Linked DNA regions of Homo sapiens: region 1 is linked to region 2. A link is a loop called in an ENCODE intact Hi-C map of the cell type or tissue named here. Cell type or tissue: transverse colon. All regions are shown on one strand. Links, peaks and the distances in the headings refer to the core of each region. The heading gives the core; the rest is flanking DNA.

Evidence for each region. Hi-C counts contacts between places; a loop is a spot of excess contacts. Peaks named below come from ENCODE experiments on the same cell type or tissue, not always from the same donor. Only the 100,000 strongest peaks of a DNase experiment are listed, where the experiment ranks them.
Region 1: it touches region 2 in a loop (5-fold over the local background); 12 of 110 quality-filtered maps call a loop at or near these places.

What each region holds. Positions count from the first base shown.
Region 1 is chr5:56,581,708-56,596,982 of GRCh38, forward strand. All of the region lies in intron 1 of C5orf67 (chromosome 5 putative open reading frame 67), which reads right to left. Among named protein-coding and RNA genes, the nearest start is that of C5orf67, 17 kb to the right of the region's middle. RefSeq lists enhancers at 7,093-7,172, 7,303-7,562. In transverse colon, for the core only: no CTCF peak of the experiment used is centred there; DNase peaks (open chromatin) are centred at 7,364 and 7,790; H3K27ac peaks cover 2,009 bases.
Region 2 is chr5:56,490,748-56,506,022 of GRCh38, forward strand. It overlaps the pseudogene RPL26P19. Among named protein-coding and RNA genes, the nearest start is that of LINC01948, 17 kb to the left of the region's middle. In transverse colon, for the core only: no CTCF peak of the experiment used is centred there; no DNase peak of the experiment used is centred there.

The sequences.
Region 1 (15,275 bases), core at 3,580-11,579, 92 kb after region 2:
ATTCTTGAACTGTGCTGCAAATTTGGTCCTCCCATAGGAAGGTGGGGTGAGGGACAGGGAGGGTTAGAAAAATCTTTTTATCTAGCCATACTGGAAATGTTTTGTTTAGTCTGGAGAAACCCAAATGATATAGTTTTTCAGATTCTGTACTTTTTCATTTTGGCTTTGTTTGTGTATGATATGTGCACCAAAAAACCGTCAAAGTACAAAACTCATTCTAGAGCAATTTAAAGTCTACTCATGCTAAACAATGAGTTAAAAGAGTGTGTTGCTTTTCTGTAGTTCCTTTCAAGCAGAACATTAAATCTCTGAGTATTTTCAGAAATTTCTGCAAGAACTCAGTCAGACAGTACTTGTCCCATTTTCCCAATGGAAAAATATTTTGATAAATCGCATAACATGGCCTAATCTTTTCAGTAGAGTCCTCATTTCCTGCCCAATTTTCCCCTCTACTCACCTTCCACCAACCCCCAAGAAAGGCGCCCGTCACCACGCCCAGCTAATTTTTGTATTTTTAGTAGAGACGGTGTTTCACCATGTTGGTCAGGCTGGTCTCGAACTCCTGACCTCAAGTGATCCACACGTCACAGTCTCCCAAAGTGTTGGGATTACAGGCATGACCCACTGTGCCTAGCCTGATTTCTGTCTTTTGTATGGCTGCATAGTATTTCACAGTTTATATGTACCACATTTTCTTTATCCAGTCTGTCACTGATGGGCATTTAGGTTGATTCCATGTCTTTGCTACTATGAAAAGTGCTGCAGTGAACATTTGCATGCATATGTCTTTATGGTAGAATGATTTCCATTCCTCTGGGTATATACCCAGTATAGGATTGCTGGGTCAAATCGTAGTCGTGCTTTTAGCTCTTTGAGGAATTGCCGTACTGCTTTCCCCAATGGTTGAACTAATTTACACTCCCACCAACAATGTGCAAGTGTTCCTTTTCTCCATATCCTCACCAGCAGTCTAGACTTTTTAAGGGTAAGTTAGACTACCTACTTATATCTGAAAGTAACTAGAAAAGCCAAGGTATCTGCCACAGAATTCATCCATAGGCAGGCAAGGAAACAACAGAGTGAATTTCAAGAGTCAACAATGAGCAGGAATAAAGTTGCTTTCTATTTATACCCTACCAACTTCAACTTGTTCAATAGACTGCTTACAAATATGTACTACACACACCCATACATATACTATACTTCTATTCTCATGGATACTTTTAGTCACCTAGATTCTCTGCAAAGACACAGTACAAACTGATAAAAGCAGTTTCCCCTGGGAAAGGGGAACAGATGGTTTTGGAGCAAGAGTGAGAGATACCTTAAATTATGCCTTTTGGATTCTGATCATAAACACATAGTTTTAAAAATTCATTTAAATTCAAAATATTTTAACTAGTATGGAAAGTAAAGCAAATAGAAAATTAAAATAGGAAAGTAACGTGGAGCCAGGCATAGGTTAGTTTACTAAATACATAGCATAAAGTCAGATAAACTTGCTATGGAGTAGAAGGCAAATTTGGCTCTAAGTCTCTGGTTACCAGCGTGAAGAAAGAAACAGCACGATTTCCACTGTTCATCAGGAAAAACAAACCATTTGCTCAGGACAAACAAAGCTACTTCTAGAACTAAAGCCAGAGTTAAATTTCTCCTATGGATTCTCTCTTTTGAGTCCCCAAAAGTAGTGAAGAATACCTTCCCTAACCTCATTATTATAAACACAGGGCAAAACTAATAGCGTTGCCAATCTTATGATGTTTGTTATTATTAGTAACAGGAGCTAAAGGTGATATGAACCAGGGTTCATTATTGGCTTTGTAGGTGAATTAATAAAATCACAGCAATTATTTGGCTTTAGTAGAAGTAATGAGAAGAAAATTAAGTGGTCTTGTTACCAGTGGAAGAGACCCAAGTTACCGGCAGTGAATCCATAAGGGGTCCACAGCAACTTCAGTTCTTGCCTCCTCTGAAGAAAGAATTTGACTGAGGGGCATATAGCAGAAGAAGAGACCAAGGCAAGTTTCGGGGCAGGAGTAGAAGTTTATTTAAAAGGCTTTAGAACAGGAAAGAGAGGAAAATTCGCTTGTAGGAGACCCAAGCGGGTGCTTGAAGGTCCAAGAAAGAAAAGAGAGCAAAAGAAGACAGCAAAAAAGAGGGGCCTTTAACCTTGATCCTAGGACTTTATAGGCTTGCCTCTTTCCCAAGATTTTTCCTTTAGGGTGGGCTTTCCACATGCCCAGTGCTTTCCTTACCCGTTGGAGTTGAGAATGCACAATGTATTTAGGGAGTTATACACATGCCCATCTAAGGCTTTCTTCCCTTTTCCGGTGGAGTGTGCCCCCAGAAGATCATACTTCACCATTTTTGTCTCTTAACACGCATGCCCAGGAAGTTGCTTCTCCCTGGGGCCTGCATTCAATTAACATTTTGAGGTTAACAGGTGTGGACCATCAGGAAATGGCCTCTCCCTGGAGCTGCCAAATACATATTTTTAGAGAGGCAATGCAATAATTGCCAAACCATCACCCAACATTTCTAGTGGGTTGGGGGAGAACCCTGTCCTGCCCTGCTCATGCCTAACTACCTGTAACAGTCTATGGCCCTGAATCATTAGGCTGCTCCTACTTGAAATTCACTCAATCTTCAGAGTCAGATGCATCCAACTGTCCATCAAAGATTTAAGTTCACAACAGGTTGTCTTCAGATAATATTTGAGCTTTGAGGCCTGTGCACTGTGCAATGAATGAATGATATAGTTGCACAGAATGTTCACCTAAATATCTTCACTACAAGCCAAAGTAAATGTGAATCACCTACCACTACTCGCATATGTGAATGGATAAAATTAGAAAGACTGACCACACCAAGTGCTGATAAGGATGTGGAGGAACTGGAACTCTTATAAGCCACTGATGGAAACACCAGATGATGTGACTACTTTGGAAAATTGTTTGACAGTTTCCTTAAAAGTTACACATACAGCTACCATCTGAGCTAGCCATTCTATCCCTAAGTACTTACCCAAGAAAAAAGGGAAAATGGCCAGGTGCAGTGGCTCACGCCTGTAATCCCAGCACTTTGGGAGGCCAAGGCAGATGGATCATGAGGTCAGGAGTTCGAGACCAACCTGACCAACATGGAGAAACCCCATCTCTACTAAAAATACAAAAATTAGCTGGATGTGATGGCATGCACCTGTAATCCCAGCTACTAGGGAGGCTGAGGCAGGAGAATCACTTGAACCTGGGAGGCAGAGGTCACATTGAGCCAAGATTGTGCCACTGCACTCCAGCCTGGGCGACAGAGCCAGACTCTGCCTCAAAAAAAAAAAAAAAAAAAAAAAAAGAAAGAAAGAAAAAGAAAAAAGGGAAAATGTATCTATACCAGACTTGTACACAAACAGTAGCAGCTTTATTTGCAATAGCAATCCATACATCCATCAACAGGTGAATGAATAAACAAATCGTGATATGTACATACAATGGGACAACAGTAAAAAGAAATTAACTATTGATACATGTAACATCAATGCTTGAGTGGTTCTTATGCCTCAAGAACTTTACACTGTTTCATTTAAGTCCCATGTCCGCCCTATAAGGTAAATACTATTGTTCCCTCTTTGTAGACTTGAGAAAACTGAAGGTTAGAGAAGGTCAGCAATTTGTCTGGGGTTACCAGCTGATGAGTGGATGAGACACAGACCAAGTCAGTCTGACACAGTATTCACACACACTGTGTAGCAGGGAGCAGGACTGCTTTGATCGCCTTGGACCTAAGAACCCCTTCAAGGTGAGGTAGTACCATGCAGGAGATGACCTCCAACAACCAGAAGGGGCTCAGGGATGGTGCAGAGAAGGCAACTTTGAAAGAGGAAGACATTTTTTCTTTCTTTGGATAATGCCCAGATGACTCACCCTTTCTCCTCTCTCAGCTCCAAATCTTCATGTCTTAATCTTGATGTGTCAGATCTGGGGACCTATTGGAGTGCTCCCCAGAGAGGTTGTCCTTCTGTCTCAAAGCACAGGTTAGGACAAGCAGCAGCTCTATTTGGGCATCTATTCCTGAAGCGAGCTGCAATTTGATATTCTTTTACTGTTTACTTCTGCTTTAATTACAGGGTGGGGGAAAGAGCTCCTAAAATTTGCCAAAAACTTTGGTGATTTTTAAAAAGTCCTTCTTTACTTTCCAATTATTCAACTCTGCTGGGAAAGGCAATAGGAACGCTTTTGGAACTGAGTTTGCTGCTGAGTTGCCAGGGTTTCGAGATCTCTGCAAAGGTCATTGTTTTTTGTAAAGGTCATTGTCTTTTCATGAAAACCCCGGCAAAGCATGCCAACGCAGGAAAGCCACCAGCTTGCCAAATGTCCGGTGTCCCAGTCACCTGCTCTTCCTGCCCTAGGAAGGATGTGAGATGATCTCTGGAGTAAAGACATCAGATGGGGTTTGTTCCTTTCTTGCTCTTAAATCAGCTGCAAAATGCAAGAACAAAGCACACACAGGATGATTCCCTGAGCCCTGTGCCGCCTCCTCGTTAAAGGCCAGCAGCTGCTGGGTGTTGCACAGAGCGAGATAAGCAATACGACATTTGTAGCCGTTCACATCCTGAACGTAGAGCATTGTGTTCTCAACGGAATTTCTGAGGCTTCAAGCCCTGAAGAATACCCAACAAGTGAAAATACAGAGAAAGGGTGTGCTCTGCTCAGGGGTCCTGGGTGGGGTGGGGGATACACAGCAGGAAGGGCAGGCAGAATCCAGCAACCAAGTCACGAGTCGCTAGCTCTTCAGAAAAGTGGCTCTGCTGACAAGAGAATTAGGGCAGGATGATTTTGGCAAGCCCCGTGTTGTGTTAGCTGCGCAAACTTTTTCTGTTCTCTTATGCAGCCTCTTAACAACTGGGTGGGGGCATCTTTTCACATTTCATGGAGAGGCTGATTCTTGTCAGATGTTTAGCAAAGGGCTTCCACATTAGGTTTATCAAGCACACACAATTCCAGATGCAACGCGGAGTCCATTTAGTTTGAGAAGATTAAAATGTGCCGTTTCCTGCCATTGGCAGCATTTTCATTTTTCCTCTTTCCTTACAGTTTTCTCACATTACTTGAAGTGATTCTTACCCTTATCTTTACACTGTGTTTTAAAGAAAATTATGGGGGAGAGGAGAAAAGACCCAGAGTGTCACCGGGAGCACCTGACAGGAAGCCGCTAAACTGTGTGAGCACCTCCTGATTGGAGATATTCTCCTCCCCGTTGGATGCCTCTGATTTACCTCTCTATGGACAGATACTAATTTCAAACCCATGGCCATAAGATTATTTCAATGACTTCCCTTCCATCTTCCTGCCTCCTCCAATAGCCTCGATGTCCTTATTCCTCCCCCCAACAAGCCTACCTCAGTCACCCACCATCAACAAACACAAATGCAGCTCTCCACAGGTCTCTCACAAAGAGTCTACACAGATCCCACACCAACCAACTCCTACACCCAAGCCAATGCCCCAAGAATGTTATCATCATCTGAGAGAAGGGCTAGGACAGGCCACCCAAATACAGTAGTGACTGTACTGTACTGACAGAAGCAACTCAGGATATATGTGTTTGTGTGTGTGTGTGTGTATCTATATATATATATATATCTCCATATGTTCTCTTCGAAGGAGATATCCCTAGAGAAATATATGTGTATAACTAAATATATGAACACTTTCACTTAATGTAGATTTAAATATATGTAGATACATGTATATATATTCTTTCCCCTATCCCATCCATTCATTCATTTATTCAACTTAAATTCATTTAGTGTTTACTGTATGCCAAGCACTGTTCTAGGCAGTGAAGACTCAACAGGAAGAAAGAGCCAGGTGAAGACTGGCTAGGCAGTGAAGACTCAACAGGAAGAAACCGCATTTCCTGCACTTTGATAGGAAATGTTGGTAATCCTACATTTGGTAGAGTAAGACAAAAATAAACACATAAATGTATATTTCAGGTTATGATAGGGGATATGAAGAAAAAGCAAGCAGGGAGGTAGGAAGTGATGGGGATTGAGGGTGATGTTTTAGATGGGTGGTCAGGGAGGCCCTTGCTCAGAAGGGGAAGGCTGAGTGGAAAGCTGAAGGAAGCGAGCATGAGCCATAAGGACATCAGAGTGGACACCCAGGGAGAGGAAAAAGCACGTGCAAATGTCCTGTTTGGGAGCATGCTTCTTACTTTGAAGAAGCAGCAAAGAGGCCAGGAGTAGAAAGAGTAAAGGGAAGCGGTGGGAAATGAGGTAATAGAAGCGGGGCCCAGAATGAGAAAGGCAGACTCTGGCAAGCTCTGAACAGAGGAGAGGCACCATCTGATGACTACTGGCATAGCAGGATGCCTGCTGAGTAGGAAGAGTTTGAGCAGTCAGGGACAGAAGCAGGGAGCCTAGTTTGGAGGCAGCTGCAGTAATCCAGGTAAGAGGTGATGGAGCTGGGATAAGGTAGCAGTGAGAGAGGTGGGAGTGGAGAGTTTCTGGATATACTGAGAAGAGAGAGCTTCAGGAAGTGCTGATGGACTGGGCTTGCGGGATGGCCTTGGTCCTGAAACTCCTGGCAAGGGAATAGGCCCAGCTGTCAGCTTAGAGAGTGCAAATGCATCAGAAATCAAGGCCTCTTGAATTCTGGCTCTTACGCAAGAGGCAAAGACCCCATTTATTTAGCACCTACTATGTGTCAGGTGCTGCCTTAGGTATTTTCACAGAAACTTCTTCCTCACAAATCTTTGAGATGGGTTTGACTACTTCCACTTCATGGGTAAGGAAACCAGAATCTCAAAGAAGTTCAATCAGTCAGGGACGGAGATCTGAACCTGTGTCTACCAGTCCCCAGGGCTGTTAATCAGAGACCTTTACAGAGGGAGAGCCTAGCAGAGTGGCTTGGGGGTCGGGGGTCGCTGCAAGCTCAGCAAAGGGAGGCACCAGAATAAGGGAACCCTCACACCCTCCCAGGCAGCCACAGCTTCGCACCAGAGCTCCAGGGTGGAGCTGCAAGTCACGGGTCTGACCTAGCACCAAGCTTCCTCAATAGGATCCAGGATGTAGCTGCTGGGGCTGCAGCCACCGGAAGCAGGAAAACCAACTAGGGACAGGCAGGAGATCCAGTTGACCCATCCAAGCCCCAGGCCCGGCTTTCCTGCGTGAGAGGGAGGGTGCCACCAGGTGCTGCCCACAGCCCCTGTAGTCAACGCCCTTCAAATTTAGTTTCCACATTTCAGCCTCCACACACCAAAACTTTCAGCTAGCCATCCTGGGAGGAGCCCCTAGGTCGCTGCCTCTGGGCTGGCTGGGGCCGATTGGAGGAAATGGGCCTGCACTCAACACTTGTGCACCTGCACTGGGCGTTGTGTATTTCTCCTCTGGTTGCCAGAGCAACAGAAACAACAGTGGCTGCTGAAACCCCCTTAACACCACAGCCCAGGCTGACCCTGACCAATGGCAGCCAGACCTTGCATCTTGGCCTCTTCCCTTTCCTCTCACCCCCCTGAAAGTATCTCCTCTGAAACCAAAAACTTAACCGGCCTCTTTCACTGAGCTGAAATGGTTCTCAGAGCTTGCCCAACTCTGAGCTCTTCCTGACACGCCTGGGTTTCTGACTGTCAGCACCCCAGGGAGAGGGTGGGACGCCCAGATCCAGGCATGGAGCAGAATGTCGCCTAGGGAGAGCGCCGGGAGCCTCCTCCTCAGAACCACTGCGGAAGCTACTTTACTGCAAACAACCTAAGTAAAGTGGGCAGCTTCCCAAGGTGTGGCCCCAGCTGCTGACCCCAGAGTTTGTACTCAAACACCCGTGGGCCTGGCTACTGCCCTTATTGACAAATCCAATCTCATCAGATGCTCTGGGGCTGTAGGTCTTCATTCCATGTCAGGAATGCCCCGCTTTGAGAGGACTTGTGATTGTGGTAATTTATGACACCAGCTGCTGTGAAAATGACTGGGGAATGGGCAAATTGCCCTGCCTGTAAACTCACAAATGGACATCCAGGACCAGAGATGCCCTCGCTCGGAAGCAAGCACCCATATCGCCCTGCCTCAAACTGTGGGGTGCTGGGCTAGCTCACGTTTCATCTCTCAGGTTGCTGTTCAAGTTGCAACCAGAGAATTCCATGTGCTCAGCTGGGAAACAGGACACCAGGGTCCTTCCCTCCATTCTGTGAGTATCCACCACAGGAGGGTGAGGGAAGAGGGCACCTCTATGCTGTTTTTTTAGTTATTTCCACAACCCCACAAGTTAAATATAGCATTTTCCACATGTGTACAACTGAGAAAATCAAAGTTCAGTGAGGTTAAGTGACTTGTCTGAGATTGCACAGTGAGCAAGTAGCAGGACCAGGATTTGAATCCAGATTTCCTATCTCACATTATACTGTAGAGGCATATTTAAAGTCTTTAATAAAGGGCTCAGTTCCTTGATTATCCCACACAATAAACAAAATCATAGGTACTCTATTAGTTTGCCAGGGCTGCCATAACACAGTATCACAGTCTGGGAGGCTAGCAACAGGAGTTTATTGTCTCACGATTCTGGAGGCTAGAAGGCCAAGATCAAGGAGTGGGCTACTTCTGAGGCCTCTCTCCTTGGCTTGTAGGTGGCCATCGCCTCCTCCCTGGGTCTCCACATGCTCTTCCCTCTGTACATGTCTATGTCCTACTCTCTTCTTATGAAGACACCAGTCACGTTGGTAATCCTAGCGGGATAATTCCAGTGACCCCATTTAACAATAATTACCTCTTTAAAGACTCTCTTCAAATGCAGTCACATTCTGCGGTATCAGAGATTAGGATACATGAATTTGGAGGGGGAAGATACAATTCACTCCATAACAGGTACCAAGCCCTGTCTTTTCAATGCTTGTTTTAGCTCCTCAATAATAAAATATAACAACAATATTCTAAATATAAATAAATATGGTAGGCATTCAAATGATCATGAAAAAAGAAGGCTTTTACTAAAAGTTAATTGTCTTTCTTTTTTTTTTTTTTTTTTTGAGACACTGTCTTGCTCTGTTGCCCAGGCTGAAGCGCAGTGGTGTGAAGCTCAGTGGTGTGATCTCAGCTCACTGCAACCTCTGCCTCCCAGGCTCCAGGAATCCTCCCACTTCAGCCTCCTGAGTAGCTGGGACTGTAAGTGCATACTACCATGCTCAATTAATTTTGCTAATTTTTGTATTTGTTGTAGAGATGGGGTTTCATCATGTTGCCCAGGCTGGTCTCGAACTCCTGGGCTCAAGCAATCCTCCTGCTTCAGCCTCCCAAATTGCTGAGACTACAGGCTTGAGCCACTGTACCTGGCCAAGAAATTGATTTTCAGCTGCCATTCTGTTAGCAATTTTTTTCCGAAAGCATTTCCTATGTACAAAACACTTTGATCATTACAATGCCATATGGTACATAGCGCCTCTACTCATTAAACTTTCACTAGAGCTGAGAAGATAAGAAGACATAGACCCAAATAACAACCATACAAAGCAGACATGCTCTATGCCCCAAGAATGGTGCCCTGTAGAGTACCAGGAAGTCCACAGGATGAGACATCACTTCTATTTGGGATAATCAAGGAAGACTTCCTGGAGGCGGTGACTTTAAAGCTTGACCTTAATGTCACATGGGATTTTAATCGACAAAAATCGGCGATGTTGGCTTTTCAAACCATACATTTGGACCTTATATTTGGATTTTTACCCCTAAAATTTCTATATAAAAATAGGAATAATATTTACAACATCATCCTGCTACACATACCTTGATGAGGAGCATCTCCAAGGAGACCAAGAAAGAAAAAGGGCAGTGTCCAGAGAAATAGAACCCAGCAGTCTGGTGCACCTGAGTCTCTCTTAAGCCCATATAAAATAGATGACAGGCTTCCATGTGTGCTGCGCCCCTCTTCCCTCACTGGTAACCACATGCCTGCAGCAGCCAGCAAAAAGTCTGACACTGTTGTGAGGCTGTCGTCAGCCCAATTTCTCGTTTGTTTGTTTGTTTGTTTTGACAGAGTCTTGCTCTGCCACCCAGGCTGGAGTGCAGTGGCAGGATCTCAGCTCACTGCACTCTTTGCCTCCTGGGTTCAAGCAAGTCTCCTGCCTCAGCCTCCAAGTAGCTGGGATTACAGAAGCACACCATCACACCTGGCTAATTTTTGTATTTTTAGTAGAGACGGGGTTTCTCCATGTTGGCCAGGCTGGTCTCAAATTCCTGACCTCAGGTGATCCACTCACCTTGGCCTTCCAAAGTGCTGGGATTACAGGTGTGAGCCACCACACCCGGCCGATTTCTCATTCTTTATTCAGAAATCAGGAGGGGGCTCGTTTCCCAAGATAGGATAAGACGTTGGGCAGACAGGTGGCTCCAGAAACATTTTACCCAAGAACTAGGTTTATCCTCCATCTTCTGTGACTTTGGAACTCTTAGCCTTTTCCTTTCATTACTCTTCTGTATCTGTCTTTAATAGAGCAGAGACCATTTAAATCACAAGGCCAGCTTGCTGTACTTGGGGGAGTTCTCAGGGTACAAACCAAGCATGGGGTATGTCTGATTTTGTACTTAGTTCTCCCTGCTAGGAAAGCTCTTCTGTCTCCCATCCAAAGTAGTTTTCTCTTAGCCCTCAAAACTCAGCTCAAAGAGCACCCCTTCAGAGAAACCAATTCCTTTCACAGACACTCATATCTAGGGCAGGTTTCTCTACTATATTGTCCCATTATTCCTCTCCTTCACAGTTTGTAGCAACATATTAGTTTGTATCTCCTGCAGCAGATCTTAACTTCCACAAAGGCATGTATGGGCCACGATTATCCTCATGTCTGACACATGGAAGGTGCCCCCACATGTGGACCAAACCACTGGGAGGCAGCCTGATGTACCAGTAATTGGAGTCAGACAGACCTTAGTTGGAATGCCAGCTCCAACACCTACTATTTGGACAATTGATTACAATTCCTGTATCTCAGCCTCCCCTATTACAAAATGAGGATAATCATGTTTATTTCACAAGATTGTTATGAGAAACATATAGATAAGAACATCTAGCTGGCATTTTGTGAGTGCTCATGCAGTAATATTAATTGCTTTACTTCTTTTATTACCCGAACAGGCTCACCATGGTTCTCAGGGAAGCTTGACTCTCAGGCCACTCAGACCTTCCTTCATAAATCCCAAAGTCTGCCCTAGAATTTTAACTCAAGATTGAAAATGCTTTCTGGAGCTCTCTGAAGCTGAATTGGGAGGTTTCATTATCCACTGTGTCTGTAAGTGTTCTAAGCTGCAAGAAATGGGAACGAACTCCTTCGTCTAAGATGAAAAGGAAGTCCTCAAAAGTAAATAGGCTGCTCGGAGTTTCTAGAATGATGCAGAACCAGGTGCAAGGGCTCTCCCTCAAGAACAATACCCCACATCAGGCCACAGAGCTGGGCCACGAAAGATGCTGCTGCAGTTGACACCAGGCACAGGCCAGCTCCAAGTACTGTGTGTGGTTGGCCCTGGATGCTGGATGCTGGCTATGGAACCACAGTCCTTGTTGCCTCTGGGAACTAAGCATAGAGTCACTGCTGTCTTGCCCTCATCAGAATGGAGGTCTGTCCATAGTGCCTCTTTTAGCGCTGCTTCAAAGTCTAGGAAAGGGGCCATGCACAGTGGCTCACGCCTGTAATCCCAGTACTTTGGGAGGCCGAGGTGGGCAGATCACCTGAGGTTGGGAGATTGAGATCATCCTGGCCAACAGGGAGAAACCCCGTCTCTACTAAAAATACAAAAAATTAGCTGGGCGTGGTGGCGCATGCCTGTAATCCCAGCTACGTGGGAGGCTGAGGCATGAGAATCGCTTGAATTCAGGAGGTGGAGATTGCGGTGAGCCAAGATCACACCATTGCACTCCAGCCTGGGCAACAAGAGTGAAATTCCGTCTCAAAATTAATTAATTAATTAATTAAATTAAATAAAAAGCATTTTAAAAGTCTAGGAAAGGCAATTCTGACTGGTGGAACCCAGGTTAACGTGCCCATAAATTCGCTGCAAAGCAGGCTGAGGAAACACAGGTCTGCCACATTCAGCTTTTCTATGAGAGAAGCCTCTGCCTTATCAGCTCAGGAATTCCTCCCCAAAAGGAAAGGGGTTCAGTCACTGGACATCTAAAACACTGACAACTGCCTGCCATCCCCTGGAATGGACTCGGCTCCTATTTCCCGAGTCTTTCCTCACTCTACCCGTGCTAGCCTCATTGACTAAGTCCTTAATTGACCACTCTCCACATACAAGCATGCTCTAGGTGACTCCTCCCTGCCCCATATCCCTGTTCAAATATTTTCATTTTCTTTACTCTTTTTTCATCCATTTGTATCAGTTTTCTTCCTCCAAAGTCATATGTGCCCAGGATTCTACATGCATGTAACTCCACAGTCAGTCCATTTCACAGCTCAACTCTTATTTCTAAAGTTCAATTTATTTCAGAATTACCCTTAACCTATTTAGAATGGGAGCAAATTCACATTTACACAATATTTTAGGGAAGAGTTCCTTCTCTCATGTGCCCACCCATGTCAATGTCTGAAACAGCCAGCCTCAGTGAACATTATGCTCTTAAGATGGTCTTCAAAAAGTACTATTCTTTGGTCAAATGAATTTAAGAGAAGTTTCCCTGTGAGAGTTACAATGCACATTAGGTAATTAAAGGTCTGGAAAGTCATGAAATACAGAAGCCTATTTAACTTTTAAACCCAACACTTCCAAAGCGTATTTGACTACAAACCATCCCCACATTTTTTGTTGTTGTCTTTATAACACTTTTTTACATCCAAAGCATGCTGCAATAAAGCTTCTTAAGATACTTTATTCAGAAGATTCTCATGTTCCCTTCCTCCTGAAAAAACTATCCCCAAGTAAATGAATCTCTGCTCAGCTTGGAGAAGGAGAACAGAGACAATGGGGAGAGGTGCCATACTGTAGACCCTTGCTACTCAAAGTGCAGTCCGTGGACCAGAAGCATTACCATTACCATCACCGAGGAGCTTGGGAAATGTAGCATCTCAGGTCCCACCCCAGACCTGGGAAACCGGAATCTGCATTTTAGCAAGTTTATTCCTATGCACAGTAAAGTTTGACCCATACTGGCATAGATAACTCCTACACCTAAAATCTCCAATTCCCCATAATGAACACGTCAGGAGTTCAACTCATGCCCAAGTTTCCATAAGTAGAATTTGCTCCTCCCTTTAGGGTTTTACAGAGCTCAGCATTCTTTTTCAGGGTGGGCCCACACCCTTTGGAATTCTGGGAGTTTAAGGAAACCTTAGCATTTTGTGGTTTGACCACAAAGAAGCTGAGCTGACTTCTATGATCTTTTATGAAACATCCCGTGGGGAACCTCTGGCCTCCAGCATTGAGGGATGTGCCATCAGGACTATCACTGGAACACCTGGGAGGTACTGTTATAACAAGCCACAGCCAGGTAGCGTTTAGAAATCCAATTCTGCACAGAGTACAAATGGAATTCTAAAAGGGCACTTCATTCATTTTCTGCAAAACTAGTCTCCCAACCACCAGCATGTGTATTTACCAAATGCAGTAGATTTTAAAACAACATAAACTATAACCCAAAGCAATGCTGGTATCTGGACCTCAGCCAGCCTGCCACCCTGTTCACCTGCCTTAGGTTACAAAAGGTTCCTATAATGACCTGCTTCGTAGAGTTGGATGTGAAGGGATTTCAAATCAAACAAACCCAGGTTCAAATACTGGTTCTGCCTCTTACCAGTCCAGTTGAGCCAACCATTTTGCTTTTTCTCTCTTAGCTGTGGGTTCTTCCCTGTAAAACAGGGCCATGAGGATTGGCTTCACAGAGCTGTTGTAACGAGGACTCCATCAGGTGAGATGTGGGAAGCACCAGCTCAGTGCCTTTCTGGTGCCAAGAGCTTCAACCACATTAGATACTTCCCCCCATCCTGCCATTCCCAGCCCACTCCCCAAGTGTCAGCTCAGGAATTCCCTTCCTGTAGGCTTCCATCCTGAGGCGACCACCCTCCAAGCCCTGTGGCTGTGGAAATAGCCTGGATCCTCCTTCACTCTTCAACCACTGTGGTCACCTAGCCTCTGCCCTCCCAATTACCACAGACCACAGCTCCAGAGGCAGCCTGGAGAGCTAGCAAATTTCTTTTTCCACCTCCCTGACAGCCCTGTGGGACCACTCCTAATCTGTGACAGGCTTGGGGAAGGAGGCAAAGGAGGAGAGCTTGGAAGTAAATGGGAGAGGCAGGGCTGGGGGGAGTCCTTTCTCCACAGACCTACAGTCTGGGGTTTATACCTTCTGCCTCTGAGAAGAAATAAAGAAAAAGGAAAATGTGGTATACTTTCCTCTTAAGCCATTGAAATAAGGTAAATAAATGAACCTGTTTTCTTCTATTTAAACTTGGAGCTGGTAGAAGTTGATTCTACTAACCAACTCTCATGCAGGGATACCGAGGAAGAATCTTCATGGAGGGAAAGCACGTCTATCATGGGTAAGTCACCATTCCCTTAAACGGAAGAGGCAGAGATATAACCATTGAGTAACCAGACTCCCAATGACATGTGAACTGAGACTGAACAAGATCACGAGCCACTGATTGATGATTGCTCCAATGACTTGTGGCTCATTGTTAGTACCAAGGGAGCATTGTTGCTAATCCTCCCAGCTATGAGTGTTTTCCAGATGAGATAATGTTCTGTGGACTGAGAGTGTGCACATTAGCAACACTGGCAAGGTGAAGATGAAGATGATCAGTGTGAATAAACAGCAAGTGGTATACAGCCAGGCCTCAGAGATGGCAGGCTTGGTTCCAGACTATCCCAATAAAGTTAGCATCACAATAAAGCAAGCCACATTAATTGTTTGGTTTCCTACTGCATGTAACTGTTATGTTTCCACTACACCATAGTCTATTGTGTGCAACAGCATTATGTTTTAAAAAGTAATCCACATAGCTTAATTTAAAAGTACTTTATTGCTAAAAAAAAAAAAGTGCTAACAATATGGAGCCTCCAGCAAGTCATAATCTTTTTGCTCGTGCAGAGTCCTGCCTAGATGTTGATGGCTCCTGAGTGATCAGAGTGGTGGTTGCTGAAGGTTGGGGTAGCTGTGGCAATTTCTTCATGGACAATGAAGTTTACTGCAGCAGTTGACTCTTCCTTTCACAAAATATTTCCGTTAATTTTTTTTTTCTTTGAGGCAGGATCTCGGTCTGTCACCGAGGCTAGAGTGCAGTGGCATGATCTTGGCTCACTG
Region 2 (15,275 bases), core at 3,014-11,013:
TCATCCGATCATTTAATTGACATTTATGGAGTGCCTAGTATTTTCTCAATACTGCGCTAGAGGTGCTGGGAAGAGAGAGATAAAAATAAATGATACTCTCTTGTTCTCAAGTTGCTTGCAAATTTGCATGCATTGGTTCTAGTTTGGATTTTGCCAAATCCAAGGAAAAGGATCTTCAGCTGGTCCCGCAAAGCAAGCTCCAGAGAAACTCAACCGCAGAATTCCATTACTTGTATAGCTTTCTGGGTATGAAAAACAGTAAGAGGAACTATCACAACTCTAGGGTTTTTTAAGGCATGAATCATAAACCAGATCAACAGGTATGGTGACGGGCTTGCCAGTTTAGCAATTGTCTCTATAAAAGGAGAGAACTACTTGATCAGAAGGAAATGCCAACGCTCGCCCCCACCCCACAGCCCTCCCACGTGAAGCTCAACCTCTCAGAGTGCTGTTGAGATGCTGTCTGTTTTGTTTTGATTCCAGCTCCCTCTCTACCCAGCTGAGCCACATAGAGAGAATGAAGCCTGCCATTTTGCACACAGTTTTGCCTTTGCGGCTGTTTATTTTGCTAAGACTCTTAAACCTGTCAGCGAAGCGGTTTCCAGCCCAGTCTCTGTGGTAATAATCTCCCTTTCTAAGAGATAAGCACCCCGAGTGAGACAGATTGGAAGACAAACTAACACACCAAAGTTGCTGAGTACACACGACTCTTTAAAGATGGCCTCATTCACTACTCAGGCTTTATTAACTTCAAAAAAGAAAAAGAACAACAACAAAAAAGTCGAGCTTGGAGGTTTCAGAAACTCCCTAAGAAATTACTAGAAACCCCTCAGTGGAAAATGCCAATGCATGCACACATGTCTGACCCAGACCCACATTTCTTGCAGTACAAGGGCTGATGGAGAAACATCAGCAGGGAAGACCTGTTGGGGAGCTGGAGGGACAGGACCTCTTGACAAGCCTAGAGTTTACTCAGACGTCCCAAGTTCTGAGATATAAACCAAGTTTTATCCCCAGAAAACCAAACCAAACACTCAGATGAAAAAATGCCACTTCTCAATTTTCTAAAATCAAATTAAATCTTACTTTGCATCCCCTTTTCTCCAGGGCAGGAAATTTATTCTTGGTCATTAGGAAGGAACTCCTTACCAAAGATAATGCTAGATCCTTTTGGCAGGGTTCTTGTCCATCTTCCATGGCCTGTTTAGAAGTCATTGAACTTTTTTGTTTTGCTGCTTAAATCTTGATTTTATTCAACTGTGGGACAGCAACATACTCAGGGAAGGTGGGCCCTTCCCCAAGCTCAGGCAAATGGAACGTGGTTAGTTTAACCTGAAACTGTGCAGCAAACCTACCTTTCCTTCCACCTGCAGTGTGGGATGGGCATGTGACTGTGGATTTCTGGGATCTTCCATAGGGTGGGAGTGACGCAGGGCAAGTGAGCCCCCAAGTGGAGCTTAGCCTATAAGAGTTCTTGGCTTTGCCCAGGAAATAATTCAAGGGTGGGCCGGTGGTAGGGTAGAAGAAAACAGCTTTGTTGAAGCGGCAGTGTCACAGCTCTGTGACTGCTCCTGCAGAGCAGGGTTATCCTATAGGCAGTGTGTCCAGAGTAGCAGCTCAGTACAGTCTTGCAGTCATATTTATACCTGCTTTTAATTACATGTAGACTAAGGGGTGGTTTATGCAGAAATTTCCAGAGAAGGGGTGCTAACTTTTGGACCATCAGGCCATTGGCATGGAAAGAGTGGTAATTCCCTGTTGTTGCCATAGTGATGGTAAACTTACATGGCATGCTGGTGGGCTGTCTCATGGAAAGCTGCTTCTGCCTTGTCCGTGTTTTAGCTAGTCCTCAATTTGGTCCAGTATCCAAGCCCCACCTTCTACCTCAGGAGGAGAGTGTGAGAGGGGAATTTCCTATTTAATTAAAACAAAGGCATGTGAGGCAAAACTCCATTCTTTCCTTCCTTTTGAGCACATCCATGTGAGGCACGATGCTTGGACCTGCAGCAGCAGCCATCTTGTTGTTAGGAGGGGAAAGGAGAGCATCACCAAGAAGCCGCAGCCTCCTGACAGTGTTATGTTGCTGAGGTTACCTCTCTGGAACCTCTTGATGTGTACCATGAAGAACCCTTGATGTTCAAGGCTGTTCTAATTGGGTATTCTATTACTCACTAAAAGCAGCTTCCATTATACAATCTTTGAAGTCCTGAACACTGAGGACAGTGTGGTCTTCTGTGGTCCACCCTGTGGTTTTCCATCCGTGCTGGTCACCACTGATAATGTCTGAGCCCTCATCGTCTCCTGTGCAAACGTGCTTCACTGTTTTGGTGCCAAACGTGAGTAAGGTGGGGGACCTCTGCTGACGATTGCCCCCCCAAAGCCTAGTGTTCAGTGTCCCTGGGGCACCACACAGCCACTGCTCAGTCACTGTCCTGGGCTGCATTCAGGAGCCCACAGGAAAGCTCCTGCGTGGCAGTAATGCTGCGGTGACCTTGCCTCCAAGATCAGCTTGGGTGAAGAGGTTTTGATGTTGTCAGGCCTTCCTACGGCTTTTAGTAATAGGCAGTTGTCACTGGTAACAGATTCTCTGTCCTCAATTCATTCACTCAAAGCTAAGAAACTGGGTCCTGAGGCAACAGTCGGACCAGGCTTTAAAATGACCTCTGGAAATTTGAAGTAATGGTTTGGTTGAATAACTGCCTAGAAAAACACTGGGTTCTCTCCCTCCGCTTACCCCACCCACCCTACTCCATTCAGGATCTGCACAGCCACGAATCTGTTATGCGGATGCATTTTCAGTGCTCCCTCCCTCTTTCACAAGATATCTCCCCTTCAAGGACTCTCCCAGTGGCCAAGGACTTAAAAGCAAAAACAAACTGAATAAAGTTTCCATTTATCTTGAAAAGCTAGCCATCGAGTGGATTAAAGGGAGATCGAAAGACCTAGAAAGGTAAACCAAAGGTTAAGGATTCTTTTCTCTCCACACTGGAACTTCTTCATGTTACAGTTGATGGTCCATGGCTCAATAAGCTATGAGCCACTTCTGGTTCCTCAGAACGGTGCTTTTAGAAGCAGAGCTGTTACATGTCAATAAGCGTAACATTTGCCTGAAGAGCTTTTTTGGTTTAAAAGCATGTTTCTGGAGCCTAACTTCTTGCGATTCGAATTCCTCAGGCCTGGGATGGGGCCTGGAGAACTTGTTTTATGTTCAGCCAGCCCAGGCCATACTGACTGAGTAGTTCCCGAGTCCACACTGAGATACGCTGTCCTGCCCCTTGGAGCCAGGCATTTCATTTGGTCAAACGCAGCCTCCACCTTCTTCTCATTATAAGTAGCCTCTTAATTAAAGAAAAGAAAAAAAAAAAAAACAGAGTTAAAATAGTTCAACCTGAGGTTTTGCCAAAGCACTCAGCAAAAATGTTTGTTGATTCCAGAATCTAAAACGCTAAATGAGGGTCAAAAATGAACCTCAAATTACATTTGAGAGGAGACTTCCTACAGTTACTCCATCTTTTGTAGGAACTAATCGGAGCTGGTGTTCTCTAGCACACACTTTTTGGCAGCTTCATAAACTGTGTTTGAGGTTTCCCTAATTCTCCTGGCACCCCAGGGAACGGCCTAGGGAGCTCTTCCATGCAAATGAATAGTTTTCCTTATCTGGTTCTCAGAAGTTCCCCTTTCTGATGAAAACCACTCTGAAATTGGTTACAGAGCAGGGGCTGGATGAGAGGCCCCAGCTAGCCAGCCAGCACCTCTAAATAAACAGAAGGGGTCACATGATTTATCGGGTGATGAGTGTTTGCTGGAAAGCATGTGGCGTGAGGTGACTGTCCAGTCGGAGGGAGTGGGGGAAAAAAGGCACAAACATGCAGCAGAAAACTCCTACTTGCTTTTAAGGGAAACTCCCCTCCTGTAAGGACAGTCCCCGGGAGGCCCTTTATGAACCAGGCGAGGAGGAACGTTGTGGTTTTATGTGGGGGGCTGAGCTGGATGGGACAGGCTGGGAAGACGCCAGTGATCTGGGAGCAGGCAACTGTCTCCTAGAAGAGTCTCTTTTCCAAATGTTTCCCCAGCGTCTTCTCAGATACTCCTGTTTAATGGGGTCCTTCCTGTGATCTGGTCAGGTTTTCTATTGGTAACCTGAAAAATATTTGCTTGATACTTGAGCGATCACTCACTTGACAGAAGAACCTACTTATCCAAGGCTTTTGGGGTGGGAGGTGACAGAGGGAAGGGCTAGGGATGGAGGTGGACAGGGTCAAGCTGGCAAGTTAAAAGAGAGAGTGGCAATGGTTACACAGGCTCTGGTCAACTGCAAGGCAAGACTATCCGGGCTGATTATAGCGATCATTGAGCTGCTTTACCCAGTACTGACTAAAATTCCAAATGCTTAATATCCATTCTCAGGGGTCAACCACGGTTGATAAATTTCAGCATAATGCTCATATCTTTCCTACTGAGGACTGAAATGTCCTTATCTCTAAAATAACCTCTACAAATTAAGGAGAAAAATCAAAGAATGCCCAAAAGATAGGAACATACAATTCATAGAAAAGAAAATACAAACGGCTGTTAAAAACAAGAAAAGATGTTTGACTTCTGTGAAATCAATTTACAATTATTTCAAAATAGATGATTTTTAGAAGGTGGTTAAGTTTCACTCATAATGAGAGAAAAGCAAAAACTACATGAACTGGAAAGAAGTATAAAATGGGGGTTACTGGGCTCTCAGTCCTGTCCTGTTTCTTGACCTGGGTGCTGATCACATTGTGTGTTTAATTTGTGAAGACATTGAGCTACACACTTAGGATCAATATATCTTTATAAATATATTTAAATTTTAAAAATTTAAAAAGTACATTGGAATTCCATTTTTTTACCTGAGTGTCAAAGATAAACATGATAACACATGATACTGAAAGGGATGTAGAAAAATAGATACTCTCATAGATAAAAATTATAACACAATATTGAAAAGGATGTGAAGAAATACACACTTTCATACATTGTTAACAGGAATATAAATGGTACAGTTTCTATGGAGGGCAAATAGACAATATCTATCAAATATACCAATAAACATACCTTTTGACATAGCAATTCCACTTCTAAAATTTCTCCTACTCACACATGTACCAAATGATATGAATACAATGTCATTCTCTAACATAGTGTTAGTAATAGCAAAAGATCAGAAACAAACTAGATGTCCATTTTAAGGAGGCAGGCTAAATAAATCACTGTAGTTCTATAAAATGGAACATTACACAACTGTAAAAAAAGGAATTGGAAACTCTTGATGTTCTGCAGAATAATCTCCAAGATATATTGTTGCATTGAAAGAAAGGGAAGTATAGAAAGAAAAGCATATGTAGTATTCTATCATTTGAAAAGGTAAGGGGAAAATTATACATATCCTCACTGACATATAAATAAAACCATCTCTGGAAGAATATACAAGAAACTGGTAACATAGCTTTCAGGTGGGAGAACTGAACATTTGGGGAACAAGATTTGGAGGGAGACTTTTGCCATATTTCTTTTGAAACTTGAATTTTGAATTACATGAAGGTAAAATCCAGTCCAAAAATAAATGACGTTTAAAATCTTAAGCCTGGATTTTTTGTGCTATGTAATATCTTGACTTTTTAATTATTATTTGGACTCCACTTTCATATTTCTCTCTCTTACACTTTGTCATAAACCATCCCATCGTCAATTACATCTGTGAAGAGCAGGGAAAATTCTACCTTATAAGATCTGCACATCAATTATGATAAGACCTGACTTCAGAAATGTTTAACTGGGAAAATCACATGCCATCTAGAATGGAGAAAATCCGTTAATCTGCTTTGCTGACTTATCAGGCCCCAGACCATGAACTACCATCACATGGCAATCAGCGACATTTTTCCCTCCTGTTCAGTATCATTTACTAAGTAGCAGTACAGTCCATTAGCCTTTGGTCTGCCATGACTACTGTATCATTTTCTGCTATTCCCACTTGCTTCCTGAATAGGCTCTTGTTTCCTCTTTTCTGGGTAGTCTGTTTATTCTCCCTCAATTGTGCTATCTCCTGCATCTCACTAATGAGCTTCATCCTGTTTTTGACAGACCATTCTCTGTTTCGACAAGGTAAAATTGATCAGTGAATTAAACACATGTGAAACATCTCCAAATACAAACCCACTACAGGGAAAGATTTAAATGCTGTCCATTTCCTTGCCGATAATAACTTGGAAGGCAATTTTAATAGCCAGACGGATGCTGAATGGAGAGCTCTGTTTAAACTGTGTCTTCCATAAATAGAAACAAAGTGCAGACATCCTGCCTCTTAACTTGACTTCTTTTGTCATCTAAAGCTTTCAGAAGTATGCCTTTATTTGTTTTCTTGATTTATCTCTTTCCTTCTACTGCAAATGAGACTACAGCCAGGGAGCACCCACAGCAGGACTAGGGCTGAAAGGACTCCCCCTCAATTATCTGTCACTAGGAGACCCCCATGACACCTTGGGCCACCCCTTAATATCTCACTGCCTTGTGAAGATGAGCCAGGTGAATCTTTCATTTGAATTGCGAATTTGATCACTTGACTCCAAAATGAGACATTCCATTCAACCAAATGGACATTCCTTATGAACCAGGCAAAGTGGGAGTTCAGGTAATCCAAAAACCTGAAATTGCATTTTTAAGTTTTGTCTCTCAGACTCAGAAACTTTCAGAAATAAAAAGATGTTAGAAATGATTTAGACTCGGCTAGGCGCAATGGCTCATGCCTGTAATCCCAGCACTTTGGGAGGCCGATGTGGGGGGATCATGAGGTCAGGAGCTCGAGACCAGCCTGACCAACATGATGAAACCCCATCTCTACTAAAAATACAAAAATTAGCTGGGCGTGGTGATGCAAGCCTGTAATCCCAGCTACTCAGGAGGCTGAGGCAGGAAAATCGCTTGAACCAGGGAGGCGGAGGTTGCAGTGAGCCAAGATTGCGCTACTCCAGACTGGGTGACAGAGTGAGACTCCCTCTCAAAGAAAAAAAAAAGAGATGATTTAGACTTTTAGACTCAGAATTGATAACCTGAGGCTCTTAGAAAGCTCCAGAGTGCACGAATGGACTCACGGATTCTCTCAGTCCTGGTGGGCTAGGATATGCTGTGGAAATCTGTCTGAAACTGGTGGGTTCTTGGTTTCACTGACTTCAAGAATGAAGCTGCGGACCCTCACAGTGACTGTTACAGTTCTTAAAGGTGATGTGTCCGGAGTTTGCTTCTTCTGATGTTCGGACATGTTCGGCGTTTTTTCCTTCTGGTGGGTTCATGGTCTCGCTGGCTTCAAGAGTGAAGCTGCAGACCTTTGCACTGAGTGTCACAGCTCATAAAAGCAGTGCAGACCCAAAGCCTGAGCAGCAACAAAATTTATTGCAAAGAGCAAAAGAACACAGCTTCCACCAACATGGAAGGGGACCCAGTGGGTTGCCACTGCAAGCTGGGGCAGCCTGCTTTTATTCCCTTATCTGGCCCCACCCACATCCTGGTGATTGGTCCATTTTACAGAGAGCTGATTGGTCTGTTTTACAGAGAGCTGATTGGTCCATTTTGACAGGGTGCTGATTGATGCATTTACAATCCCTGAACTAGACACAAAAGTTCTCCAAGTCCCCACTAGATTAGCTAGACACAGAGCGCTGATTGGTGCATTCACAAACCCTGAGCTAGACACAGGGTGCTGATTGGTGCATTTACAAACCTTGAGCTAGACACAGAGTGCTGATTGGTACATTCACAATCCCTTAGCTAGACATAAAGGTTCTCCAAGTCCCCACTATACTCAGGAGCCCAGCTGGCTTCACCCAGTGGATCCCGCACCAGGCCGCAGGTGGAGCTGCCTGCCAGTCCAGCACCGTGTGCCCGCACTCCTCAGCCTTTGGGTGGTGGATGGGACCAGGCACCATGGAGCAGGGGGTGGTGCTCGTCCGGAAGGCTCCGGGGGCGCAGGAGCCCACGGCGCAGGGGAGGCTTAGGCATGGGGGGCTGTGGGTCCTGAGCCCTTCCCCGTGGGGAGGCAGCTGAGGCCCGGCGAGAATTCGAGGGCAGTGCCGGTGGGCTGGCACTGTTGGGGAACCCGGCGCACCCTCTGCAGCTGCTGGCCCAGGTGCTAAGCCCCTCACTGCCCAGGGCCAGTGGTGCCGGGAAGCTGCTCTGAGTGTGGGGCCTGCCGAGCCCACACCCACCCGGAACTTGTGCTGGCCCGCAAGGGCAGCATGCAGCCCCAGTTCCCGCCCGCGTCTCCCTCCACACCTCCCAGCAAGCAGAGGGAGCTGGCTGCGGCCTTGGCCAGCCCAGAGAGGGGCCGCCACAGTGCCGGGGCGGGATGAAGGGCTCCTCAAGCACGGCCAGAGTGGGCGCGGAGTCCGAGGAGGCACTGAGAGTGAGTGAGGGCTGCGAGGGCTGCCAGCACGCTGTCACCTCTCAGTAACAAACACTTTGAGAATCTCAGTGGCTTCAAAGCAACAAAGGCTCATTTTGTACTCATACCACATGATAATACAGGGTTGGCTGGGACATTGCTCCTGCATCATCAACATACTCCTGGACATGATAGAAATGCAATATCAGGAATATTGCTGGCATCAATGCAGAAGGAAAGAGAGCTAAGCTCTTAATTCTTCAACCTAGAAGGGGGACCCTTTGCATCCCATTGGCCAATGCCTGAGTTCAGTTGGGGTAAAGAAGTATAGCCCTTCTGCCAGGAGGATAACTACTTGGAGAACTGTTTACTGTAAGGTCCACAAACCCTTAAAATTGTATGCAGAATTATATGTTAGCAGACATATGTGCATGCTTCTGGGAGCAGTTCTGCAGCTTTCAGCCTCTTCCAAAAAGAGTCGTTAACCATTCCTTCCCCACCCCTCACAAAGTTGAGAACCAATGGTTTTAGTCCAAATTCCTTATTTTACAGATGGAAGAACTTGAAAGCCAGATCTTTAAACGACTTGCCAAAAATCAAAACGATGTCCCCAAACTTGCCAAAACAACTGTTAATTGGGAGCAGAAGCAGCCCCTAAGACTGTATCAGGGAAAGGCCACCCTTTCAGGCACAGCAGAAGGCTCCAGCCTCCGCTTAACCAGCTCTCTGCATCCAAATTTAATTTAGAGAGGAAGAAAAGAGGTCATGGGAAGGGTCTTTGTTTCCTGTAGGTTTCAAATCCCAAATGGAGGTTGGAAACTGGTAGAGGATCCTCCTTGGAAACTTTTGAAAAATAACTTGTTTGAAAATATTTCAATGCCAAGAAAAACGTGACCCCTGGTCCCTGTCCCCTACTGTTCGCCTTTCCCTTCGGCCCTCTTTCCTTGTGTCAGGTAACCTGGGCTTCCATCATATTCTTCCAGCTTCCTCATGTCTCAACTGAGCTTCCCGTTGGGGACCAACAAAAGACATTATCCTGGAAGAACTGTTTTTTCCATCTCTTTTCATAACTCCATTTCCTTTCCGGAAGACCATGTGTTTTCCTTAATTCATTTCAGCTCCCCATCCTGCCTCCTCCCTTTTTCCCCCCACCTCCATCTCAGGCTGGAATATCACTCAGCTTCTCAACCAGCGTGGCAATGTTTCATTTCGGCCTTCCAAACAAACAGAAGTTGATGAGTCTCCTCTTCTGATTCTCCAGCATGAAGACCCTCTCCTTTGACCACTGCCGCCAATACCAGGATGTATGGGAAGAGTTGGCAATTTATCTACGTTCTCGATTCTCTTTTCTCTTCCTCTTCACTCGGTTAACTATTTTCTCAGCATATCCCTCATTTGCTGTCCGTTTTCTATGATGGACTTTTGTCAGGCCATGGTGGGGGACCAGGAAAACCAAACATTATTTGTATAACAGGTAGAAGTTATTATATATCAGCATAGAAGGCAAAGATGAACTGAGACCAATAACTATGTGATGGCAGGAAGCCTAGAATTCAGGGACATCTGCCTTCAGGTTTTGTGGAGCCTGAAGTATTTGGGGACCTCAATAAGAAAAATAATTTAAAATTGCGAGAAGGTAGTCAGGCATCAAAGTAAATATTTGTTTAGACATTAATTTAATTACAAGTGAATATGTGTTTATAATTCCTCATCCTCCCCTCCACATCAACCCCTTACAGGACATCAAGTATAAGGGAGGGGACACTGGAGTGGAAACAGGCAGCAGTCTTAGCCAATTAAAGTAAAAATATACTGTATTTGCAAATTTGACAAAAATGCACAATCACATGAACACCTTGCTAGGGCTTCTCCAAAGGTCTTGGGAAGGCGCCCCTGCAAGTGAGTGGCCCTAAAGTGTAAGATTCACTAAATTTGAGAGTCAGACTGTGTTGGAGATAGATGTAGCCAAAATATCTGGAAGGTGAAACAGGTCAAGAAGCCAGCAATCAGTACCTAAAGTCTCAGGCAAGATCCAATATTTATAATTTTTTTTTATGTCAGCTCTAGTTTTTTTCCACTCCCCCTCCCCTCCAATTTTTTTTTTTTTTTTTTTTTTTTTTTTTTTTTACTGCTAATGGCTTAATGCCCCAAGCCTCTAAGGACTTACATTTTGACAAAAGGTAAGCCAATTAAGGAACTCTTCCCAAAGAAGTGATTTTCAGTGCCACCAATATTGAGAGGAGTGAAGATTTCAGGAGTTGGGGACATTGTGTCTTCTCCAGATTCCCTCCAATCACACCAGGGACTCCTGGAAGCAGAATGGAGGGATAATGAAGTTTTCCATACGGAGTCCTGGACAGCCTTTAAGTGAATTAAGAGCATAGCGTATAAGAAAGGAAGGACAAATTGCATTCTTTGCATGTACACTGAAGGCTGATCCTGAAAACACCTTATGATGCTTTCTCCCCACCACATATTCAGATTTATTCTACTCTGAATTACTACATGGATTTTCCCATTCATAAGGTAAAAAGATAAAGAGATACCCTCTCCCTTCCACTCAAGAATGGTTGAGAATGGGAAGAATTTTCTTAGAGAAAAATTCCAACTCTTCCAATTGTTGGAAGAATTTTGTTCAGCGAAAATGGTATAAAGGAAGAAAAAAATTAACCTCAAAGCCAGTAAGGGAAAGTATGAAAATGATAAGTTTGGGTCAAATATCTGTTACAACCCATGATTCTTTCTAATTCATGGGGTTTTTTTCTAAGTCCAATATCAGACTGTGGTTCTTATCTAGGGGAGACATCCTTTGGTACTTGTTCTTTAGAACTGTGCTTATCAACACTTTTCTCGAGTAGCATGGACCTGTGTTCTTATTTAGGCACAAATGGGATGCTTGTTCCCACATACGGTCCTGCACAGAAGTTCCTGCCCTTGCCCTAAGGCCTGGCCCAATGCATATGGAGACTAACTGGTAACACACCTATGATCTGACTATCAAAGTCTTAGTCACGCCACCAGATAGCAACTTCCTTGCTTCATAAGCTTTAGCATGTCTTCCTTCACAGAAACAAGACAACATTTACAGGGAAATTCCAAATGTAGGTGATCCATTAACTCACTTAAAAACAGTCTCTTATTTCCAGGGCAATGGAAAGAGATTATTTTCTTCCAGTCTAAATATAGGCACAAATGAGAACTGAAACCACAGGGCTGATAACAATACTGTGGTTGATTCTTTTAAAGTCACTATCAGCAGGAAGAGCCAATGGGAGTGTTCAGTGAGGGAGTGGGGGTGGGAGAGGGTCAGAGAGACAAGGAAGCAGCCAGGTGCCAAAGTCGAAAGCATCATTTGACTTTAATCCTGTTCTAGAAACTCTGGTTGACATCTAAGTAAAGTCTGTTTTTATTTTGGAAGAAAATCACTCTTGTTTATTTGGGAAAATATTTTTATAAATTAGTTAAGTCAAACAATTTCTGAGTAATCCTAAAATTTGAGGTACTTGAGTGGCTTATGAGACTATACAAGTGAAGAGTGTATTAAAATAGAGATCTAAATACTAGACTTAGGAGCAACCAAGTCCTATTAATTGAAAAGACTGCTAGATTGGGGTAGGGTGGGGAGGGGCTTTCTAGTATCCTGAAACTGGGAAAAAAATCAGGGAAAAGAAGATAAAAATATCTTCTGTATCAAAAACAGAGCCCAAGGCTATGAACTAGACCCACTCTTCACCATTTGTCCTGGTGAGACAGTCAAATTGGCGTGGCTCTGAGCAAGGTGGCTGGTCCGTGCTGCCTAAATATGGCTACAAAGGCATAACCTGAAACACCAGATGGGAATGTTCAGATGCAACCCAGGGATGATCACAGGCTGGGTGATCTTATAGACTAGAGCGTCCCACGGAGCCCTAGAGTGGGGACGAGATGGGAATCTGAACACAAACTCTGCCACTCACTAGCAGTGACACCTAAGACAATCACTCCATTGTTCTAGACTTCATTTTCTTTGCTTTCAAAGTAGGACTGAAAGCATATGATTTGGGAGGGTCCTGAGGTTCTGACTATAGTCAGACAGGTCCACATATGGAAGGGCATTTAATGCTTGGGTATGTATGTTTGCACTATTAGACTGCTGGGTTGAGATGTTGTAGAAAACATCAGAATGCTAGTTGGGAGCTATTGTTATTGTGATTCCAGTTACCCTAAATCCTTCTTGACTCCCCAATGGGTATAAATACATAATAATTATGACTATTACCCATAAGGCCTCAGTCAACATTAGGGGTGTTAAATTAGCTGAGTTGTTGGACCAGAACACCTCTGAGGCCCTTTTTAACCAAGGATGTCTCATGATCCCAAGATTCTTTTTGGACAAACTTTAAACAAGTTAAGATCAGGGTCTTTAGGAAAAAGTTATCTGTCTTTGCTTCTCTTTCATATCCTTCTTTCCTTGTTTTAGAAAATTAGATTCTTTTGGGGATTGGTATGGGGCAAGAGGAAAAATGAGGAGTCTAGGCAGAGTTTTTGTGATGAGGCCAAGATCTCCTAATTCCATGGAAGAAAGTGAGATGGCTTGTTTAATGTGGAAAGGACTGAAGTTGTGGATTCAAGGATCAAGGATATATTTTTCCCCTGGACTGTTTCTAGGCTGGAGGAGCTGCACAGGATTCACAATTGAGGCTACAAGATAATCTGCTACAAAACTTTTATTTTCCCACCATCCCAAGCACACCACCCACCTCAAGGCAGGAGCCCAGATGAAGCATATGATATTAATTCTCAAGGGTTAAAACACTTTTCAGTATTGAAATTTGGGAAGCTTGAATACTTGAAGGTCACATACTTTGTTGGTGGCAAAATGAGCTCTAGATCTCATCTTGTTATTAGTCTGCTAGGGCTGCCACAGCAAAATACCACAGAGTAGGCAGCTTACACAAGAGATTACTTTTCACATAGTTGTGGAGGCTAGAAGTCCAAGATCAAGGTGTCGGCAGGGCTGGTTTCTGGTGAGGCTTTCTCCTTGGCTTGCAAATGCCCGCCTTATTGCTGTGTTCTCACCTGGTCTTTCCTCTGCATGCATGCCCTAATGAGGCTTCTTCCCCTTCGATAAGGAATTCAGTTCTTTTGAAGAACAGTGCCATCCTTATCACCTCATTCAAGCTTAATTACCTCCTTAAAGACCCTGTCTCTAAATAGAGTCTGACTAGGGGTTAGGGCCTCAACATATGAAATTTGGTGAGACATAATTCGGGCCATAACACTCCCTAACTCCCCATCTAATGTTCTCTCCACAGCAACACACTACACACCAACAGCAATGTGTGTGCAATGGGTGGTAGGAGAATACTAATTTCATTATTAAGTTGTGAAAAATCAGTGTTTTTAGAGAGATTCCAAATAATTATGGCACTCTTGGGTATTCACAGGTATTTTTTTTTCTTTGTTTCAAGTTTTAATCGAAGCTTGTATATAAGATTACTTTATTCCTGCATCTTCTCAATTGTTTCTTCCTTGTATTTGCCCTTTTCCTTTCCTACTTGGCAAGATTTGGCTTTCCGTTCAAGGATCTTTTCACAGTCTTTGTCCAGTTTTAGCCTAGTGATAACCACCTTGCTGGGGTGAATGCCTACGTGGACAGTTGTGCCATTAGCCTTTTCCCGCTGCACCCGTTCAATGTAGATAACATATTTCTTCCTGTAAACCTGGACTACTTTGCCAATTTGCTGACCTTTATAGTGTCCACGTACAACCTGAACTTCATCATCCTTTCGGATGGGCATGGATCACACGTTGTACTTCTGTCTCAGCTCTTTGGAAAGAGGGGAAGACATAGTCTTCCTTCGAATGTGGGAAGGTGCATTGAAATGCCTTTTGCGATTCTTGCTTCGGTCGGAAGTCACAAAGGGATTAAACTTCATTTTGGCCACTCCTGCTTCGGTGATAGCCGCAAAAGGGAAGAGCCAGAGGTATCTAATAAAAGGTAATAAATGAAAAAATAAAATGCTCTTTCTTGCTCTAATTTTAAGGCCACTTCAAGGATGCCTTGAGGGGTCATCTTTTGATATCAACCAGAATTTACAGACTTCAGTATTTCTACTAGGTGCTTTAGCCTGGATGAGAGGCTAAGACAGGAAATTTTGCTATTTTATTTAATATTTTTAAAACTGTCATGAGAAAACAGGATTGGATGACAGATGGCAAGTATGTGACATATGTGACATCATTTTATCTTCTACCAGTGGCAGACATTACTTAACAATCATGGCATTCACTGAACAGAGCTTCAGAATACATTCAGTGCAGTGCCTCAAATAGCATTTTTTTTTTTTTTAAAGAAAGGGTATGTGACTTTGGGAGACTGAGGCAGGTGGATCATGAGGTCAAGAAATTGAGACCATCCTGGCCAACATGGTGAAACCCTGTCTCTACTAAAAATACAAAAATTAGCTGGGTGTGGTGGCATGTGCCTATAGTCCCAGGTACTTGGGAGGCTGAGGCAGGAGAATTGCTTGAACCCAGGAGGCAGAGATTGCAGTGAACTGAGATCGCGCCACTGCACTTCAGCCTCCAGCCTGGCGACAGAGCAAGACTCTGTCTCAAAAAAAAAAAGGTATATGAAGAGATGAAATAATGTTGCCAATAGCTAGCATTAATTGTGTGCCTACCAAGTCCCATACATTGTTTAAGTTCTTTACACATATAAACCCATTTTTTCCTCATGACCACCCTATCAAGTAGGCACCAATAGAATTAACATTTTTCTGGTGGGGACAATGAGGCACAGGCGCCCAGCAAAGAAGTGGAAGAACTTGGATTTGAACTCAGGCCATCTGGCTCCAGAGCTGTGATCATTGTCATTCTGCTATAC